Linked DNA regions of Mus musculus: region 2 is linked to region 1. The links are chromatin loops, found by intact Hi-C in ENCODE. Cell type or tissue: gastrocnemius. All regions are shown on one strand. Links, peaks and the distances in the headings refer to the core of each region. The heading gives the core; the rest is flanking DNA.

Region 1 (4,388 bases), core at 271-4,270:
CAGGTTCAATTTCTAACATCCTTATGGTAGCTCACAAATTGTCTGTAACTGTAGCTCCAGGGCATCCATGATACCAGGCGTGTGCATGTGAGATACACACACACACACACACACACACATACACACACACACACACACACACACACACACACACACACACACACACATAATTACTGGAAAAATGCCTATACACATAAAATAAAATAAAATAAATCTTTTTTGAAAAGATTCCTGCACCTGCCATCTACCTACTTCCATCCATCTGCCTTTCTACCTATCCAATCATTTATCCATCCAACAAACATTCAACCATTAGTACAGTAGGAATATTTTAATAAATCCTGGAGTAAGATCACTACCACCTCAGTGGTTTATGTTCCTGAATGAAAGACACACACAGCCTTTATAGACTGAGTTGGGCAACTGCCTACTGTCCATGCTGTTGGTATCCATAATTCCGAGTTACTATTTACTAATTTCTATGATCCATCTTGACTGCTTTTAACTCAGCCAGCCAGCTCTCTGGGCCACATTCTCTTGGCACAGAGTTCAGGGCGCTCTTCTTGCTTCTCTACCCCATGGTGGCTCTTGTCTCTCTCCTACACACTCTTCTAAGGCATGGCGTCTTTCTCCCCCTGCTCCTTCCTCGAGGTTCCAAACTCAGGAAACCTAAACCACGCCTATGTCTTTTCTCCCCAGTTATTGGCTACTGGCATCTTTATTTACCAATCAGAATTAACTAGGGGCAGGGTCTTTCTCTTGTTTTAAGGGCAAACAGTTTTGGGGTGGCCCAAATACAAGCATTAGGTCAAACCCACTACAACAATAGTCCACCAAAATGCTCACATACTAATCTTCCCTCCCAATTAACCATCACCAACTTATCAATCCATCTTTTCATTAACCCTTCCAATATCCCTCTATGCAACCCATCTACCCACTTACCAACATTTGGCTCATCAGATGGTATCCATCTATCCATTTGTACATCCAGCTATTCAATTTCCCCTCCACCAACCCAACTGTCTATCCATTAGCCTCTTGTCCCTCCATCCATCCCTCCTTCTATGTACTTACCTGATCATCTACTCTTCCAACGAGCCACTCAAAAGCCAGTCTATCCAGTTATCCAGCCAGCCACCCATCCTTCTACCCACTGCCAAAGGTTCTGATCCTGACAGCTGCAGGGTTCCAGAAGGCTAATCTCCTGCACTAAGACCTTGGAGTTGACAGTCTGCCAACCCCACCCTCTTGTCATCAACCCCCTCTGTAGAGGTCACCAAATCTTCTCTTGTCTCCTTATGGCCTCTGCCCAGTGTGCCCTGATCTAATGATTCACAACCTTAGCCCTGAACCTGTTTGGCTAAGTCACTGTTGAGCTAATTGAGGACACCAAGATGAGGTCTCCAGGACACTGAGATGCAAGCCAAGAGGGACTTCCAGCCAGGAGACAATGACTTTGTCCTCATGGGAAACTTACCTACTAACTTTTGACTCATTATTTTCCTAACCACCTTGGACTATACTTTGAGACACATATTTCTCATTATCTCCTATCTTCCCAGAGGGAAATACAAGATTAACCTTCATTTTGTTTTTTGTTTGCTTGTGTGTTTTTTCAGACAAATCACTGAACTTACCGACTGACTCATGCCTAGGTTCCCAGCTACTTGACAAGAAGAAAGGAGAAAAAAACAGAGAGAGAGAGACAGAGAGAGAAGAGAAGAGAAGAGAAGAGAAGAGAAGAGAAGAGAAGAGAAGAGAAGAGAAGAGAGAGAAGAGGCTGGAGATGTAGCTCACTAGTGGAGTATTTGCCTAGCATATATGAAGCCCTGGGCTCCAACCCCAGTACTGGATAGAAATGAAAAGAGGGTCAGAAGATAAAGTACTTTTTCCCGGGGACCCAGCCCTGTCAGACCCTCTAAGACCTTACAGAACATGAGAGAATATGCTTTCTGGGCACTGTTTTTGAGGATGTCCCTGCCTGGTGCAGATGGTCTGAAAAGCCACACGCTGGGTCCTGTGAACAATGACAAAGAACCCTTCCAACACTTGACCGCCTGGCCAGAGTCCACACACCTCTCAGGCTTGCCTGTCCCAGATCTCAGTCTTCTTCACGCTGTGTTTAGCCTGTTCCCTCCTCATGGAGGCCACCTACTCCCAGTGACCTTATCTCACCTCCACACACAGCAAGGCCTCCCTCTGAGAGGTAGCCTGTGGGACTGTCCTTGTATTTTCCCATTGACTATAGTCCTACATTGCTGAAGGTGCTGCCCCTACCACGTCAAAAGCTCTAGAGGTGAAGCTGACAGGCTGCTCCCAGGCCGAGGGTGACAGTGCCACCCTCTGGTGCCCTCTCTCTACTGTCTATACGTTCTACAGAGGCCACTGATGTTCTCCCCTTCCTCCCGAGGGCTCTGCCCAGTGTTACTTGAGAGTTCCCGGACTCTGCCAGATCACTGTTGACTGTCAGCCTCATTCAGGGCTACTTGACATCAGCAGAACAGGCCATGTCTCTAGTGTGCAGAGCCTTCCTCTCACCTGCCTGGGTGGGTATTCCGAAGCACAAACAGACTGCTTGGTGGCCTTTGTCTGAGTTAAATGCACTTGAGACTGGAGTCTTCAGGGCAGGTGGGGTCTGTTGTGTGGTCCCCAATGCTGGCCTGGGACTAGAAACCACCCTGGGGTTTCTTATAATCCAGACTGGACTGGAACTTACTATGTAGCCAAGGATAACCTTGAATTTTGATACTTCTACCTCTGGGTATTTTACAGGTGTACAACACTTTGTCCAGTTTTTTTTTTTTCTGTACTGTGTTGAGCTCAGAGTCTTTCTGTATGCTAGGCAAGCACTCTACCAAGGGAGATATAGGCCCTGCCTCTCTCCCCACTCTCCCTCCCGTCCTTGATGTTTGCAAGCTAGTCACTGAATCGATGATAGAGTCACTAGCTCAGATGGCAGACATGGCATGGGATCTGGTTCCCTGGGACAAAGGCTGGTGCAGAGGGCATGTGAATAAATCATGAGGGGCCCACGACAGGCCAGCAGGCCACAGCTGACCTCATTCTGGAAGTGAGAGTAAGCTGCTGTGTGGTGAGTGGCTGCAGTGTGGCAAGGGGCAAGGGTCTGTGTGGCACCTTTATTCTTGTTCCTTGAGAAGAGCTTACAGGTCAGGGGGGTGGTTCACCCAGGAGGTGGGGAAGCAGAGGTGGAAACAGAGGTATCCTGGGACTCCAGATGGGGAAGAGAGGAGCAGGTGGCATACTTTTCCAGAATCTTGGAGCTGTCCTGGGAAAGAGAATGGTGGAGGGGTGGAAAGGGCAAACAGGTAGAGCAAACCGAGAAAGAGCCCCTGTAAAACAGTGAAAGGGCAGAGAGACAGATAGATGGACAGACAAGCACACACAGAGAGACAGACAGACAGACAGAGACAGAGAAGCAGAGACAGGGAAACAGAGATACAGAGAGACACAGAGACTGAGAGAGACAGGAAGACAAAGACAGAGACAGACAGACAGACAGACAGAGACAAATAGAGAGACAGACAGACAGAGACATACAGACAAACAGACAGGGGCAGAGAAACAGAGACACAGAGAGACACACAGAAAGGGCAGAGAGACACAAAGACACAGAGACAAACAGGAAGACAGAGACAGAGAGAAAGAGATAGAGAGACAGACAGAGAGACAAAGACAGAGAGGGGTTGAGGGGGACAGAGAGAGGTTAAGGCACAGAGAGAAACTGAGGGGAACAGAGAGACTGAGAGGGCCTGAGGGTCCTGAGAGTACTGGTCTACCAAGACATAGCATAGGCCAAGCCAAAGCAGATGGAGAGCAAGCAGGATACGGAGCAGGAAGAATGTGTTAGGACCACGAACCAGAGAAGTGCAGGCAGGATATGGGACTGAAGGAGGCCAGCCAGCGTGGGAGCCTGGCCACCTGGATCAGCGAGGAGCCCCAGGGTGGAGTCTGTGGTCCTGTGAAGGTTGGGAAGCACTCTAGGAGGTAGGTGAAGATTTCAAAGATGGATTATGGGAGCAGCAATGGAAGAAGACAGTGACCTTAGAGGACTCGGGCTCTTCTAACCCCCAGAGCTAGAAACAAAAACATAGCCACAGCTTGCACTGAGCCACCGACCTACAGGTGGAGGAGACCCAGCTGGAACAGAAAACGTACCACACCTACATCCATGGCCCTACCGGAGGGCCCAACAGATGGCAGCCTCCCTGAAGGAGACTCCAGTCCATCCTCAGGCACTGCAGGACCCAGCCAAGACCTAGCCAGCCCCACTACTCGCAGAAGGGCCCTTCTCCGTGAGCTGGAAGCCCAGGTGCAGGCTGCCTACGGACAGGTAAGGGGCAGGAAATGTTCTTTTCTAAAGGACC
Region 2 (4,388 bases), core at 324-4,323, 50 kb after region 1:
AAGAGTAATATGTGCTCCTAACCCTGAGCCATCTCTCCAGTTCCTTACCCCCTTTTTAAGTCGTTTTGAGACATAGCCCAGACAATGAGGTATGATCTTGGACACTTGACCATTCTACCCCCACTCCCCATGCTCTGGAATTAGAGTTATATGCCATTATGCCCAGCTTACCTTGGTTTTTGTTTTTTGGTTTGTTGTTGTTGTTCTGTTTTGTTTTTAAAGGTTTATTTATTTATTATATGTAAGTACACTGTAGCTGTCTTCAGACACCCCAGAAGACAGCATCAGATCTCATTACGGATGGTTGAGCCACTATGTGGTTGCTGGGATTTGAACTCAGGACCTTTGGTAGAGCAGTCAACACTCTTAATAGCTGAATCATCTCTCCAGCCCTACTTTCTTATTTATTTAATTATTAATTTATTTATTGTTTTTTTCTAGGCAGGGTTTCTCTGTGTAGCCCTGACTGTTTTAGAGCTTGCTATGTATACGGGGATGGCTCAAACTCAGAGGTCCTGCCTCTGCCTCCCAAAAGCTAGGATTAAAGATACATGCTGCCTGCACACCCCCGCCCCAGTTGTTTGGGTGGTTTTGTTTGTTTGTTTGTTTTAACTCAGCCTGAGGATGAGTTAGGCCACCAGAGGATGGAGAGGTAACAGTTTCCATTGATTCTGTGCTGACTATTGACAGGTCCGTGGTTTTCACCTTAGAGCGGTGAGCAGCATCCAGAACCTGTTCATGAAGGCAGGCCAGGTGCTGGGGATACTAGTGTCCCTGAGGCCAGGTATCAGCTGTGGTCTGTGATCAGACCAGGACCTTTCTCCACATCACATTGTTCAGTGAAGGAAACTGAGGTCCAGCGTAGGCAGATTTAACAGCCACGTATTTCCGTCTTCTTTATGGGACTGAGATGCAGTGTCCCAGAGCATCCAGAGTTGGGATCAACATGGGGCCATGAAGACTAACCATGGCTGCCTCCCTAGGTCCTCTTCCCTTCCTTCTCCAGGAAGGTCAAAACTCCCAGCCATCCAGGTCTCCTGGCCAGAAATCTAATCTCCATCTCTAGGTGTTTGAGTTTAGGACACAGAGCTGCTCCTTGCTGGCACCACTTCAGGCCAGGCAGTGGTGGCACCTATCGCTAGCTTCTCCTCGACCCAGCAAAGCAAGTGTTGCTAGCATCCTGGCTTGGGAAGTAAGGCACAAGCTCAGGCAGGAGAGCGGGCTTCCTCGGCTGCAACTGGAAGACAGATGGCCTGCGATTGAGACCCAACCCATGACCGCCAAGCTTTGGGATCACCAGAAAGCCGCAAAAGGCTCTAGGGAATGCTACTCTAAGAGAAGGATGTTTACTCTAAGAGAACAGAACTGAAGCCCTAAACCAGGGTCAGGCAATGAGTGTGAACCTCCTTTTGGGTGCTCTTTGTAGAACATGAAATATACAAAAGTCCATGGTGGCCCCTGGCTTCACCCTCCCCAGTCAGTGAGTCCAGCTATGACCTCTCCACCAAAGGCCATATCCCTGCCTGGGACAATGTGCTGTCCCAGATTTCTCTAGCCCGGGTTCTTCTTGTTCAGTCCATCAAGTGCTTGACGCTCTTAGAAAGCGTCAGGTTCCTTCCAGACTCTGAGGCTTGGCTGTGCTGTTCCCTCTATACTGAATTCTCTCTGTGTGTTTGGTCCATCTATGGCTGCTGTGTCCCATCGGGTCATGGTTGAGTTTATCAAGACATTGCATGTATGCTTAGCTCAGGGCCTGCCAGTGACATCATTCCTGTCATTCCTGCCAGGCTTAGAGGTTAACTGTCTCCTGGGCTAACTTGAGGCAGTTGTTTCAAGCTCCCACACATAGATCGTAGCTTTCAGGATCTTGTTGGTCTGTCCACTAAAAAAGGCCGTGGGGCGGGGGCCTACTGCCCTTCCATTACATTCTTTCATTTGTGTGTTTGTGGGTGGAGGAGGGAATGTATGCCACAGCTCAAATGTTCATTTTTGTCTGTGTGGGTGGAGGAGGGCATGTATGCCATAGCTCAGTGTGGTCAGAGGGTAACTTGCAGGAGTCAGTTCTCTGCTTCCACCATTTGGGTCTGAGGAATTGAACTCAAGTAGTCGGATTTTGTGGCAAACTCTTTTTACCCACTGAGCCATCTTGCTGTCCCCATATGCCTTTTGCGGGGGGGGGGGGGGGGGGGCGGTCTCTATATGTAAACCAGACTGGCCTCAAACTCATGGAAATCTGTCTGTCTCTGCCTCCTGAGTGCTGGGACTCAAGGTGCTTGCCACCATGCCAGACCCCTCTCTGCTTTTTGGGGTAGAATTTTCAGTACCAGCCATGTGGAGGGTATTCCATAAGTGTTTCTTGAGTGATGGAAAGGTCATACAAAATAGCAGTAAAACCTCCCATTTAATAGCTGTTTCCCAGGGCTGTTTCCCAGGGCCTGCCAAAGTACCCTGCCCTGGAAACAGCTTTGTGCGCATCCTGGGAGGTGTTCTGCCCAGGAAACATCAGTTTAGGTGGGAGACGCATCGGGCCAAAGCCTGGCTGAAAGACCCTGCCCTTACCCGCCCCCCCCCCCCCGTCCTTCCCCTCCACAATCATATGTGTGCAGTGCTTATCCTGGTCGGCGTGGGACTGGAGGTGGCCCCCTCTCCAGGTGAGTGTCCTTCCTGCCTGGGTCCTCAGCAAACCCTCCCAACTCCCCACACAAGGCACACAAGCCACCTCCCAGGAGAAAGGGGGGCCTTCCCAGGCAGCCATCATCCCCAGGGACCCCTAGTCCTGAGCTGTCCGTTTCTTTCTACCTTAGGTGTCTCCAGTGCCATCTTCTTTGTGCCGGGCATCCTGCTGTTAGTCCCAGGAGGTAAGAGTGACAAGAGGGTGGGGCATGGGTGGGGTGGGGTGGGGCCAGGCACCCTCACTGACAGATATCACCCCCACAGTCTACCATGTGATCTTCATCTACTGCGCTGTCAAGGGCCGCCGGGGCTTCCAATTCTTCTACCTGCCCTACTTTGAGAAGTGAGCTGCAACTGGCCAGTGGCTCACCAGTGATCCAAGGCCTCAGGTCACCTCCACGTGTCCACAGGGTATTCCTCCAACCTACACCTGGTTCTGTTCCTTTCACCTGGAAGGCAGAGGCCCCTGGGACCCTCACAACCACCAGGCCCCTTTGAATTTGCTCAGGAAGTTTAGAGCATGCCAGCCTGGGAATATTGCCTCTTACCTGATGTGTGCCTTAACTTATTCCTGGGTTCTGGACTCCTGGGTTGGTGTAATTTTGTGCTAATAAAAGGGTAATTATTTCCAACAAGGACAGTTGCACTTTCCTGGGCCAGCAAGCCTGGCCCAGCACACTAACGACCACAGTCCCCTCCTACAGAGGGACTGTGTGTAAAGGACCCACCTAGAGCTCTAGAGGACCACCAACTTCCCAAGGACAACCTGGATGGCCTCAGGTGTGCCCATGGTCACCATTATGCCCAGGGCAGAGCTGGATGAAGTAGTCCCACCCTGTCTGCCTTCATCCCTGAGGAGATTCAACACTGCCCCCTAGCCAAGGGCACCAAGAAGTGATGCAGGCACCAGGCCTAGAGGCTGGTACCCTGGTTCCTGCCTGGCTCTGTAGCACTAGGCAGTCATGACTGTCACTAAATGTGGGTCATGTGCCCCTCTACACACCCACTGCCCTATTTTCTAGACCCAGAGGTTGGGAGAAGCAGGGAGAGGAGGGGGTAGGATCACGGCTTCTCAGCCGAGCAGCACAGTAACAAGGCGATGCTTAGAGCCACCAACTGTTTGAAACAGTTCAAGTTCTTAGAAAATTGGGGCCGCTAATAATGTCTGAAACTTAAATAAACAAAAATAAACAAAACCGAGAATCTTTAAGGAAATCTGAGCTCACAGCAGTTCATGTGCAACAAGCTGTGCTGAGAGCTCCCCTCAAGTCAAGCCTGAGAATCCTCACTGCCTCAGTTCCATTTCCTAGATGAGACGCTCAAGGCCCCAGTTGTAGGTAGGGACCAACTCACCAAGGTCAACAGCACAACCCAAGCCCTTCTAAAACCCAGGGAGAGGAGAAGAGAAGGAAACCAGGCTGACGCTCTCTGCAGGCCGCCACAGAAACCTGGCTGAAGCCCTCTGCGGGCCACTACAGACCAGCTGAGTGAGTGTTCCATCTTTCAGACCACAGCATGAGTGTCCATAGAGAAGCAACAGGATGCTGGACACCCTAGAGTCCTGTGCCTTTATTGAATAAGTGGACACCTAGTCTTTGACCCACCCAGACCTTCCAACCTCAGAGCTGCAATCAAACCACCTTAAGTAACTTAGGACTCTGCAGGTAGCTGAGGCTGGGACTATACAACTATACCATAGATGTCTTGTAAGATGA

The links. Peaks named below come from ENCODE experiments on the same cell type or tissue, not always from the same donor. Only the 100,000 strongest peaks of a DNase experiment are listed, where the experiment ranks them.
Region 2: a loop joins it to region 1, with 4 times the contacts of the local background. A loop is called at or near these places in 1 of 42 quality-filtered maps.

Annotation. Positions count from the first base shown.
Region 1 is chr19:4,078,514-4,082,901 of GRCm38, forward strand. It overlaps Cabp2 (calcium binding protein 2), which reads left to right and starts at 3,975. Exons shown (of 6, transcript NM_001160253.1): 1 at 3,975-4,354. The coding sequence starts at 4,193. In gastrocnemius, for the core only: a CTCF peak has its summit at 2,368 (motif pointing left); a DNase peak (open chromatin) is centred at 2,070.
Region 2 is chr19:4,128,425-4,132,812 of GRCm38, forward strand. Tmem134 (transmembrane protein 134) reads left to right here. Exons shown (of 8, transcript NM_001078649.1): 6 at 2,607-2,651; 7 at 2,805-2,858; 8 at 2,938-3,883. The coding sequence ends at 3,020. Among named protein-coding and RNA genes, the nearest start is that of Tmem134, 4.7 kb to the left of the region's middle. In gastrocnemius, for the core only: no CTCF peak of the experiment used is centred there; no DNase peak of the experiment used is centred there; H3K27ac peaks cover 926 bases.